2 separate regions of the Homo sapiens genome follow, and region 1 is linked to region 2. Evidence: read pairs that join two places in POLR2A ChIA-PET (ENCODE). Cell type or tissue: Caco-2. All regions are shown on one strand. Links, peaks and the distances in the headings refer to the core of each region. The heading gives the core; the rest is flanking DNA. Region 1 overlaps LOC124904872 (a long non-coding RNA gene). Region 2 has its middle 43 kb from the start of TASP1.

Region 1 (5,378 bases), core at 288-5,287, 340 kb after region 2:
TTAAGGATGCTTAGATTGGCTCCAGGAGGGATGGAGGCACTACAGTATTTGCCCTTCTCCATTGCCTTGCGAGCTGGTTCCAGGGGCTTGGCGTTTGGGTGTGGTCCTGCCAGCCAGCCATTGGTGAACTCCAGCACCCAAAGGCCTTACAGGTCAGAAAATGCAACTGACTTGGAGAAAAAAGCCAACAAATTCCCCACGTTCTGATGACTGCTATTTTTAAAAATCAATATGCATACAAATCAGGACTAAACAGAAGTAAAAATAATTGGGTCAGGGTAGATGGACTGAGAATGATGATTTTTAACTCTTTTCTTCATTACCTACAATGTGGTTACACTGTCCTTCCAATTTTTTTTGAACGAAAATAAACACCAGTTTTAAGAGGCAGAATCAGGCAGGTTGATGTTTCTAGGCATCCAGCCTAGTGAATGTGTGTAAATGTGCATGAGGAGGCTGGGGAGGTGGGGGAGGGAGCAGTTTAACTGGACATGCTTGCCTGTGTGAGGCTGGATTTCCTTACTGGGATCTGAGCTCAGCAGAATCCGGGGAGCCTGAGGGCCTTCGATGTGCTTCAAGCCAGAGAAACCTTGGAGACCACTGGGACCAATTTCTGGGCCTGCTGTGGCCATGAATCATGCCAGCCGCTGAGTGTGCTCAGTGTGGAGTGAACACATAGCCCACACAGATGGAGAGGCGCGAGCACTGTGGGCAAGGGGAAAGGCACGTTGGGAATACAAGGCCCTCGGGGAACATGAGGAAGGCAAAGGATGCCGGGGAACTTGGCTTCAGGGAACTTCTGCCTCACGCTTCATATTGACCCCATGGGCTAATCTCACATTTTCTTCCCAGGAGATAGGATGTTATCAAATGAGGCTAGGAGATCTTTGAGAGAATAAAGACAGCATTCCAGAAAACCTCTCCTGGGTACAGATATCTGTACAGGCAGATCTTTCTGTTAACTCCTGAGAATCTCTGATTTTAGCTCTCTTTCCCATGAAGAGTCTCTCTCCCTACCTGTTCCCTACCAACTTTCCATCCCATTATGTAGACACCCTCCCTCCCCTTTGCCTCCATTTACTTAAATTAATTGCATGCTTTTACCAGGATCTGAAAAGTCTAATTCCAAATGTTGTGTTGAAGGAAAACTTGGGCTTGGGAATCCAATCCAGGCAGGAGGGTGTGTGTGTGCGTGTGTGTGTGCGCAAATATAGATATTCTGTAATCTTGAGGTCGTCCCTAAGACTGTCCCCTAGAGCTTGCAGGTCAAGATCAAGGGTACTTCCTGGCCGTCTAGAGGTCATGCTTCTCCCCATATCAGGATGAGAGTCCTATTGGTGTCACACAATCAAAAAGTCAATTAAATACTAGAAAAGAGAATGCTCTCTAAAAAAATGAAGGAACGATGGAATCGGTCTGGGTGGAGCAATTGAGAAAAGGGAGAAGGTAGGACATCCACAAGCAGAGGGACTACCAGTGAGAGCATTCCTCAGTGGGGAGTGACAGGAAGTGCGCAGAAGCCCGGTGGGCTGGGAGGACCCACAGAGGGGCTTGCTGGCCCTAGTGATGACCTTGGAAACTGGGCTGGCTGCCCAGTCAGGTTTGGGAATCCTCCCAAGTCCTGGATTCTGCAGGAATAGATTCCACTTGTTGGGATCCCTAATGTCTTTCTTTCTATAGTCAGGATGCAACCGTCTGCTGGGAGACCCGCAGCCAATGCTTGGCGAATGGGAATTGCAGGTGAAAGAAAGGGGTGTGATGCTGTGAGGAGGTGGACGCCCAATTCCCTGAGTCCCGAGGGGGAGCTCCACATCACAGGACACGGGTGGGCCATCTTCACATCTGAAGCACTTTGCTACTGAGGAAAGCAGGAACCACAGTGGGGGCGGGGGCGGGGGCGGCGGGGCGGGGGTGGGGCGGCCCCATCCAGCCGCCTGGAAGCGGTGGAACCGCAGCCTGCAGGGAGAAACGCATAGAAAGGAAGTGGGTGAGTTTTATTCCTTGTCCCTCTGTCTGGGTATGGTGTGAGGCGTCTCCCTGGCTTTTGGATTTGAAAACTTTCACATGGGTGAGAACTGAACTCAGCATTGTCTCTAGAGCCAAAAACCAAGTACCTGGAGAATGAGGCCCAGTAGGGCCATTTTCCAAGAGCCAAGCTGTGCCTCCCTCAGGGGCTGCTGAGCCTCTGCTCTTCCTGAGTGCTGGGTAGGCCTGGCTGAGGTTTCTGGCCTCTAGACTTACCTGATCCTGGCCTCTTGCCGGACCTCATTTAATACCTTCTGTGGGCAGAGAGAATTGTAGGAGGAATTTCTCATTTTGCCCACTCACCCAGGAATGTCACTGAGTGGGGCTCTGCCTGAGGTCAGAGAGGCCGTTGAAGGGACATTTTCCCCTACTTGCCAGGACCCTTCTCGGAGCCTTCCGCCTCTGAGCCATGTTGTGGTATTTCCTCAGGAGAAGGCTCCATTCCCAGAGGCTCAGTCAGCAAAGTACATGAGAGCAAGTTTTTTGCTCTTTTTGGGACATTCCTTCCTATATCTCTGCCAGTCACGATCTCTTGTTTCTCCTTGTCCTGGCCCACAGTGGGTTTTTGGAAGGGGTGAGAAGTGACCGGAGCTGGATAAGGACCCATCCTCTACACACCCCCATCTGGAGGCACCCTGTCGGGTGTGTGTGACCCCTCCTTAACCCAGTCCAGAAGGGAGGGTGTGATTTCATTGAATGAGGCACTCCAAGGCCCTTTGCAAACTTTTATGGCTCTTGTGAAATCTCCAAATGTGCTAGCAGAGAAAACTCAAGCCCAGCGTCATCTGAGGGCTGGGAGTTCCGCTCATTCCTCAGGCGGGGATTGTCTCTGATTAGCTGGTGAGGTGAACGTGCCCTGTCATCCCTGGCCTGGCTGGGCAACCTGGCAGGTCATGCCTGTGCCTTGTGCAACTTTGGCTGTCTGGTAGCTCCAGGCACCTAAGACTGAAGACCAAGGTGGCCTCCTGTGTCCCGAGGCTGTCACAGTCTCTGCTGCCGCTGTCCCCACCAGATTTCAGAGCCTCTGACTACATTGCATTTCTTGCATTACAAGAAAGCAATGCTCTCTTGTAGCTCATCTTAATACACATGGCAGACAGAACTGAGTCGTTCTCCTCCATGAAAGAAACATCCTGGAAATAGCTAAAAGTCAAAACAAACACAAAAACAAACAACCCACCCAGGCCTGCGATATGCGCCCTGCTGGAAAAACAAACTCTGTCTGGCTTTTTGGGCGGAGAAGACTTGGGAAGGCCAGCCCACATGTGTGGCTCCAGAAAACTGGCTGAGTAGCCTAATCGACTGCTAAAATGGCCACGGAGTCTTCCTAGGCTTGCACATGACTTTACAGCTCCTCTCATCAAGGGGTGGAGTCTAGTTCCTCGCCTGCTATACCTGGGCTGGCCTGGGACTTGCTTTGACTAATCAAATGTGGCAGAAATGAACATGTGTCAGTTCTGAACTTAGGCTTCAAGGGGTGTTGCACACTTTTTCTCACTCTCTTGTGACCACAAAGTGAACCACCAGCCCAGGCTAGCCTGCGGGAGGAGGAGAACACCTGCTAGTCATCCTGCAGCACTGATAGCCATCCAACTACCAGATGTGTGATTGTGGCCATCCTAGAACAGCCAGCCAACAGCTGTTCCTCCGTTTCATCACAGATGCATGAGAGAGCCTGGCCAAGCCAGCTCAGATGAGAAGAACCAACCAACTCATCTGCAGAATTTTGAAAAATGATAGAAGTTTGTTGTTTCAAGTTGCTAAGGTTTGGGATGGTTTAACTCCATAGGGTTACTCTGAGGATCATGCAAGATAAGGCCACATTACAAGTCCACAAGAAATGTTTGTTGAATCCTATTACAGAGTTACAGAATTGGAAGAGACCACAGAGAACATAAAAAATATGCCCCACTTTTTCAAGCTCACGTTTTCTCATTTAGTCCCCAAAACTTCCTTGAAATATTGTGACTACGTTACCCTCATGTTACGGAAAAGAGGGCTGAATCCCAAGAAGTTAACTTGCCAACGGTCATGCCTAGTAAGTGGTGAAGCTAGATGTGAATTCAGCTCTGTGTGATTCTAAAGGCCATGTTCTTAACTATTAGGATAAAAGCATCGGTTCATATATTTAAAAACCACATTTGTGGCATACTCTCCCAAATGGGTAAAAGAAATTGGAAAAGGAAAGACAAAAGTATCCTTTTTCTGGAGGACTGGGAAAAGTTAGCATGCTTATTCTCTGCTACCACGATGACATTTGATGACATGATTATTCAAGTGCTACCTCTGGAAGAACTCTATGCTCAGTCTTGGTGACCTGCTTGAGAAATGAATTTTGCTCTCAATGTGGTTGATAGCTAGGCTGACTTTAGAACTGACAGCTCCTGTTTACTCATTCCCCAAGCTGTAGGTCTGCAGATTTGCTAGAACTCACTGAAGAAGACTCAGCACATAATATTACTGAAAGAGGAAAGTATTTGTAGTCACAATACTTGAATTTAAGCCCCAGCTACTTCCTGGGCAACTTAATCTCTCTGTGCTACATTTTTCTTACTTCCAAAATGAGAATTCAATTAATGAGATAATGAAAGCTAAGGTGCCATGAGAATATAATGTATTATTATCATTATAAGAGTAAAATCATTACTGAAGTTGATTTCAGTGGTAAATTTGTAATGTTTCAGCTTAAGCAAAAAGACATGTATTTGATCTTCTGCAAAAGCAAAAGACTTCGCAATAATTTATTGTATATTTCAAAATCACTAAGAGAGTGGAATTGGAAGGCTTATAACCCCTAAAACATGATAAATATTTAAGGTGATGGTTAACCTAATTACCCTGATTTGATAATTACACATTGTATGCTTGTGTCAAAATATCAGCTACTCCTCACAGATATGCACATCTATTATATATCCATAAAAATAAAAAAATAACCAAAAGGTAAATCTAAGCAAAAAAAAAAAGCAAACACACTTGAATAATGTATACTGGTATGATGGAGTTTTTGTTAGATAGTTGGGAGTATCAGTTAGAATGCTGCATATAACAGAAAACCCAATCAGTAGTCGTTGAAATAAGTAGGCAGTGATTGTCTTACTTGATAAAACATCTGGAGGTAGGAGGTTGCTGGCATTGGTTCGGTGTTGCAATGATGCCTGCAGGCCCACTCTGTCATCCTTAATATATTGGCTGTCTTCCTCATGCTAGGCTGGCTAACTGTCTCATGGTCTCAAGACAGCAGCTGAAGCTTATATCAAGGAAGGAAGATGGGAGAATCTGGAATCTCCCCAGATGTTTTTTTGTGTTTGTTCCTGTTTTTCCCTGTTGAGGTCTCATTAGCTAGAAATGTG
Region 2 (5,378 bases), core at 86-5,085:
AAAATAAACACAATTGCGTATGGAATAAAATGAAGAGCTTAACAATATTAATTCATCATGAGACTAGCCATCACAGCTTTCATGCTTGTAAACGTGCATTGATGACTTGAGTTTAAACCACTTCTACCAGTGACAACTCAGCCATGTCCTGATCACAGGCAAATCACACAGAGATTTGTGTTTACCAAGCATTGGGAAGGTGTAACTTTCTTTAGTTTTGCTCCCTTAAAAGCAGATCCTGAGATAGGAATCTGAGTGACAGTAGTCTGTTTACAACGAGATTCCAGGAAGCACCAATAAAGGAGTAGGGGAGTGTGTCAGGGAAGAGAAGACAGGCAACAAAGGATGTGTTTGTTGATAGGCAGGTTACCACTGTAGGCAACTAGGGCTTAATCCTACTAGGATGTTCTTGCAGAGAGCACAGAACAACCACTTTGAAGTGATCACACCTGAGGGCTAAGGAAGCTGGGCTATTGATGTAACATTATTTGAGGGCTGCTCAGGAGCTTGTCTGACTGCCAGCAGAGTGAAGTAGAATCTGGTGTAGCCAAGAACTCTTCAGCCAAAGAGATTTGGATGTTGGTTGCTGAAATTTAGGTGAGCCTACACTGTGGTAGAAATGCTCAAGGGAATATGTTTGTATCTGCTACATAGGAGGTAGGCTGGGTTTATAGTTTTACCATTTTGCTGCTTGAGAAACAAGTTTAGAAACATTTAGTGATTTTCCCAAGGTCACGTGCAAGTTCTTTCATTTAAAATCCAACTCAATCTGGCACAAGCAAAAGAGAACATATTGGCACACGTAGCTAAAAAGCTCAGGGATAGGTTGTCTTAGTCTGTTTTGTGTTGTTATAACAGAATGCCTGAAGCCAGGTAATTTAGACACAATAGAAGATTATTTGACTTACAGTTTTGGAGGCTGGAAAGTCCGAAGGTATGGTGACAGCATCTGGTGAGGGCCACATAAATGGTGGAAGGCTGAAGGGCAAGGGAGGGTGAGAATGAGACAGAGAGAAATCAGGTTGAATCTATCCTTTTATCAGGAGCCCACTCCCATGAAAACTAACCCACTCCCACAATAATGACATTAGTCCATTCATGAGGGTGGAGCCCTCATAACCCAATTACCTCTTAAAAAGTTCACCTCCAGAGGCCGAGGCAAGAGAATTGCTTGAACCCGGGAGGCGGAGGTTGCAGTGAGCTGAGACATGCCATTGCACTCCAGCCTGGGCAACAGAGCGAGACTCTGTTTCAAAAACAAAAACAAAAGCCTCACCTCCCAATACCATTGCGTTGGCAATGAAATTTCTTTCTTTCTTTCTTTCCTTTTTTTTTTTTTTTTTTTTTGAGACAGCGTTTTGCTCTTGTTGCCCGGACTGGAGTGCAATGGCGCAGTCTCAGCTCACTGCAACCTCTGCCTCCCAGGTTCAAGCAATTCTCCTTCCTCAGCCTCCCAGGTAGCTGGGATTACAGGCACCCACCACCATGCCCAGCTAATTTTTATATTGTTAGTAGAGACGGGGTTTCACCATGTTGGCCAGGCTGATCGCAAACTCCTGACCTCAGGTGATCCACCCACCTCGGCCTCCCAAAGTGCTGGGATTACAGGTGTAAGCCACCGTACCCAGCCGGCAATTAAATTTCAACATGATGCTTGAAGGGGGCATTCAAATCATAGCATAGTTCTTCAAGTTAGGTGGGATTCAGGAATTCAAACCATGATATTAGCACCATAGTCTAACCACTCTCTTCTGAATACTTTCATATATTAAATCAACAAATATCTACTTCCCGAAAACCAAACCAAAGAAGTAGTCGACAGGACACTTTATAAAAATAACTCCTTAGCCGGGCGTGGTGGCTCATGCCTGTAATCCCAGCACTTTGGGAGGCTGAGGCTGGTGGATCACCTGAAGTCAAGAGTTTGAGACCAGCCTGGCCAACATGATGAAATCCTGTCTTTACTAAGGATACAAAATTAGTTGGGTGTGGTGGCAGATGCCTGTAATCCCAGCTACTTGGGAGGCTGAGGCAGAAGAATCACTTGAACCCGGGAGATGGAGGTTGCAGTGGGCTGAGATCGTGCCACTGCACTCCAGCCTGGTGACAGAGTGAGACTCCGTCTCAATAATAATAATAATAATAAATACATAAATATAACTATTCATTCCTGTAATCCCAGCTTTTTGGGAGGCCAAGGTGGGACAATTGCTTGAAGCCAGAAGTTCGAGACAACATAAAAAGACCCTGTCTCTACAAAAAAATACAAAGAATTAGCCAGGCATAATAGTGCATACTTTGCTACCTTGCTACTTAGGAGTCTGAGGCAGGAGGATCTCTTGAGGCCAGCAGTTTGAGGTTGCAGTGAGCTATGATCGTGCCACTGCATTCCAGCCTGGACAACAGAGTGAGACCCTGTCTGTAAAAAAAAATAAAAAACTCAACAGAGAAAGTGAATTGTCTGTGGACAAATTATAAATTAATTTAAAATAATTAAACATTAGTAAGAAAATAAATAATAATAAAATAATGTGAGCATATATCTATTTACAAGTAGAGAACCTATGACAAAATTGAAAACTTGAATGCATCTGTGCAAAAAGCAGTCAATTTTGAAAAAAAAACTACATATCTTCTTTTCCACCTAAGTTTCATCCATGCACCTCGCTAACTATACAGTGCCCTCTCTGGTATTTCAGCAATGACTCAGCAGTTCAAAGTTCAGTCACAGAATTTCAAGCAATGCCTGTGCACACAGGTGCTGCACCATATCTTCTGTCTTGGATTGTGATGACCTCATTCCAGGGGACCCAGTGGCTATTTCAGTATGCTACCAACATAAATTCTTTCTGTTCATCCAGCTCAGATAGAGGATCTGGTTCTTGCCCCATCTCAAGGTTCAAATGTCATGGTCCAAAAGATAGAACCTGGGCTAGTAGGATTCAGCAGGTAATTGGAGTGTGTTTCCTGGTGATGAGTCCAACAAAATGGCTGTCATGGCAGATTCTGGAAAACCCTGAACAGAACAGGTTATCAAGTTAGTTCTGGGGAAAGTGGGTGGAGGTGCCATCAGGACATTAGGAACTAGGAAACCCAGGAGCGTAGATGAAACAAGAGTGAGGCTGGGCATGGTGGCTCACGCCTGTAATCCCAGCACTTTGGGAGGCCGAGGTAGGCAGATCACAAGATTAAGAGATCGAGACCATCCTGGCCAACATGGTGAAACCCTGTCTCTACTAAAAATACAAAAATTAGGTGGGCGTGGTGGCGCACACCTGTAGTCCCAGCTATTCAGGAGGCTGAAGCAGGAGAATCGCTTGAACCCAGGAGGCGGAGGTTGCAGTGAGCTGAGATTGCGCCACTGCACTCCAGCCTGGTGACAGAATGAGACTCTGTCTCAAAAAAAAAAAAAAAAAAAAAAAAAAAAAAACCAAGAGTGAGATGAAGGAGCGCATTCCCTAGGTTGGGTTATCTGAGAAGCAGATGCTGAGATGGAGTTTAGTGTGCAAGATGTTTACTGGGGAGTGGGCTTGAATTCAATGCCTGAGGAGAGGAGGGGAAAGGAGCAAGGATAGACAGCAATGCAGGGCTCATCACAGACTCAGCCAGTGTATGAGAAGCTCAGAAGCCAGAATGGGCCTTCAGGGTTGTCCCCAGTCCCGCTGAGGTGTTGGGCTTTTGTACTCCAGCATCTAAGTCATTGGATATGGGCTGCTTCAGAAATGGGTGACCCTGAATGAAATAGCTCCCTGTAGCTGCAGTGATCCTCAATACATGAATGACTCTGGTATCTCTTCTGAGCTTCAGATCTGCATACAGCTGCCAACTTGGCCAATCTCTTTGCTGTTTCAAAAGGAATGAAGAGATTGGGAGCCAGAAGTGAGAACATAGAGAGCAAGGTGGTGATGGTGGCTATAGAAAGGTCACAGAAGGCAGAGGCTGGGGCATCAAAGCCTGTGCCACCCCTTTTATAATATTCCCAAGGGTGGATACTTATCCTGGAAACAGCTCCATGAAGAGTGGACCCCAGATCTTCACACGTTCCCCTGACCTCCTCTCTTCACTCAACTTCCCCCAACCCCCAGTGATGTACTCCCCACATTTCACACTGTTGTGTAGATGTTTTTCTCTTTTGCCTTGAAAGTTGATTGTCCTCCTCTTCTTTTTTTTTTGAGACGGAGTCTCGCTCTGTCGCCCAGGCTGGAGTGCAGTGGCACGATCTGGGCTCACTGCAAGCTCCGCCTCCCAGGTTCACGCCATTCTCCTGCCTCAGCCTCTCGAGTAGCTGGGACTTCAGGCGCCCGCCACCAAGCCCGGCTAATTTTTTTTTTGTATGTTTAGTAGAGACGGGGTTTCACCGTGTTAGCTAGGATGGTCTCGATCTCCTGACCTCATGATCCGCCCGCCTCGGCCTCCCAAAGTGCTGGGATTCCAGGTGTGAGCCACTGTGTCCGGCCCCTCTTCTTTTATTTATTGTTCAGTGTTTATAAAAAGGCCTTTAGGAATTAATAAAAGACCAACACAATTTAAAGATCTTAAAGCCAAAATACTTTGGAAGAAAGAGTTTAGGGCCTTTGAAGCATAGATGGCAGCCAACAACTTGAACTATTGAGATTTTCTTGGGCAAGAAAACTTTGGAATACTGGAATAAGACTTCGTCTCTCCATCCTCTGTCTACAAATTGTTCCATAGGTCAAATATTGAAATGGAGGAGACTTCAAATTTTATCTCCAAAGCTACAATGTATCTCCAAAAATTTAGAGGAAGGAAAAACAAAGAAAAAAATCAAAAGAGTAAAACAGTATATTCGTGGTATATAGGAAAGAGTATGGGATTGGAAGCCAGGAGACTCGGATTTCTGGTCCCAAACCTGCCACTGAAAGTGGCTCTGTGATCTTGAACAAGGAACTGACAATTTCAAGGCCTCTTCTGTAAAAGGAAGAGATCTGGGCATGGTTGTCTTTAAGTCTCCCCCCACCCCCACCTCCCACCACCAGCCCTCTGCAAAACACGCACTACCACCATTACCTTCTTCTTTTTTAAAACTTGTAAAGCAGCTGTATTCCTGGTTCTCTGTCATCCCTTTAAGTCTCCTCAGTGGAGCTATGCTGTTTTCTATCCCTGGAAAACCTGAACAGGCTTTCATGGCTGTTTAGAGTCCCACTTTGGCAGCCAAAGTAATTTTTTTGATAACTTGAAAGATTTCAGTTTCCTAGTCTAATTTTCCTTTCAATGATAAGATCTTATTATTTACATAGTTGTGAGTAACAACAGCTCACACATTGGCAGAATTATGTTGAAGTCAGCAATGTGCTTCCGTATATAGTTACTCATTTGAGCCTCACAAATGTTAACAGATCTATGGAGGTAGGCTGAGA

Evidence for each region. ChIA-PET counts read pairs that join two places held together with the same protein. Peaks named below come from ENCODE experiments on the same cell type or tissue, not always from the same donor. Only the 100,000 strongest peaks of a DNase experiment are listed, where the experiment ranks them.
Region 1: POLR2A ChIA-PET joins it to region 2 with 5 read pairs; 1 of 35 experiments calls an interaction of 5 or more read pairs at or near these places.

Annotation. Positions count from the first base shown.
Region 1 is chr20:13,340,103-13,345,480 of GRCh38, reverse strand. All of the region lies in intron 1 of LOC124904872 (a long non-coding RNA gene), which reads right to left. It also overlaps a transcript of TASP1 not described here. Among named protein-coding and RNA genes, the nearest start is that of ISM1-AS1, 100 kb to the right of the region's middle. In Caco-2, for the core only: no CTCF peak of the experiment used is centred there; a DNase peak (open chromatin) is centred at 2,870.
Region 2 is chr20:13,679,027-13,684,404 of GRCh38, reverse strand. No RefSeq gene overlaps it. Among named protein-coding and RNA genes, the nearest start is that of TASP1, 43 kb to the right of the region's middle. In Caco-2, for the core only: no CTCF peak of the experiment used is centred there; a DNase peak (open chromatin) is centred at 2,754.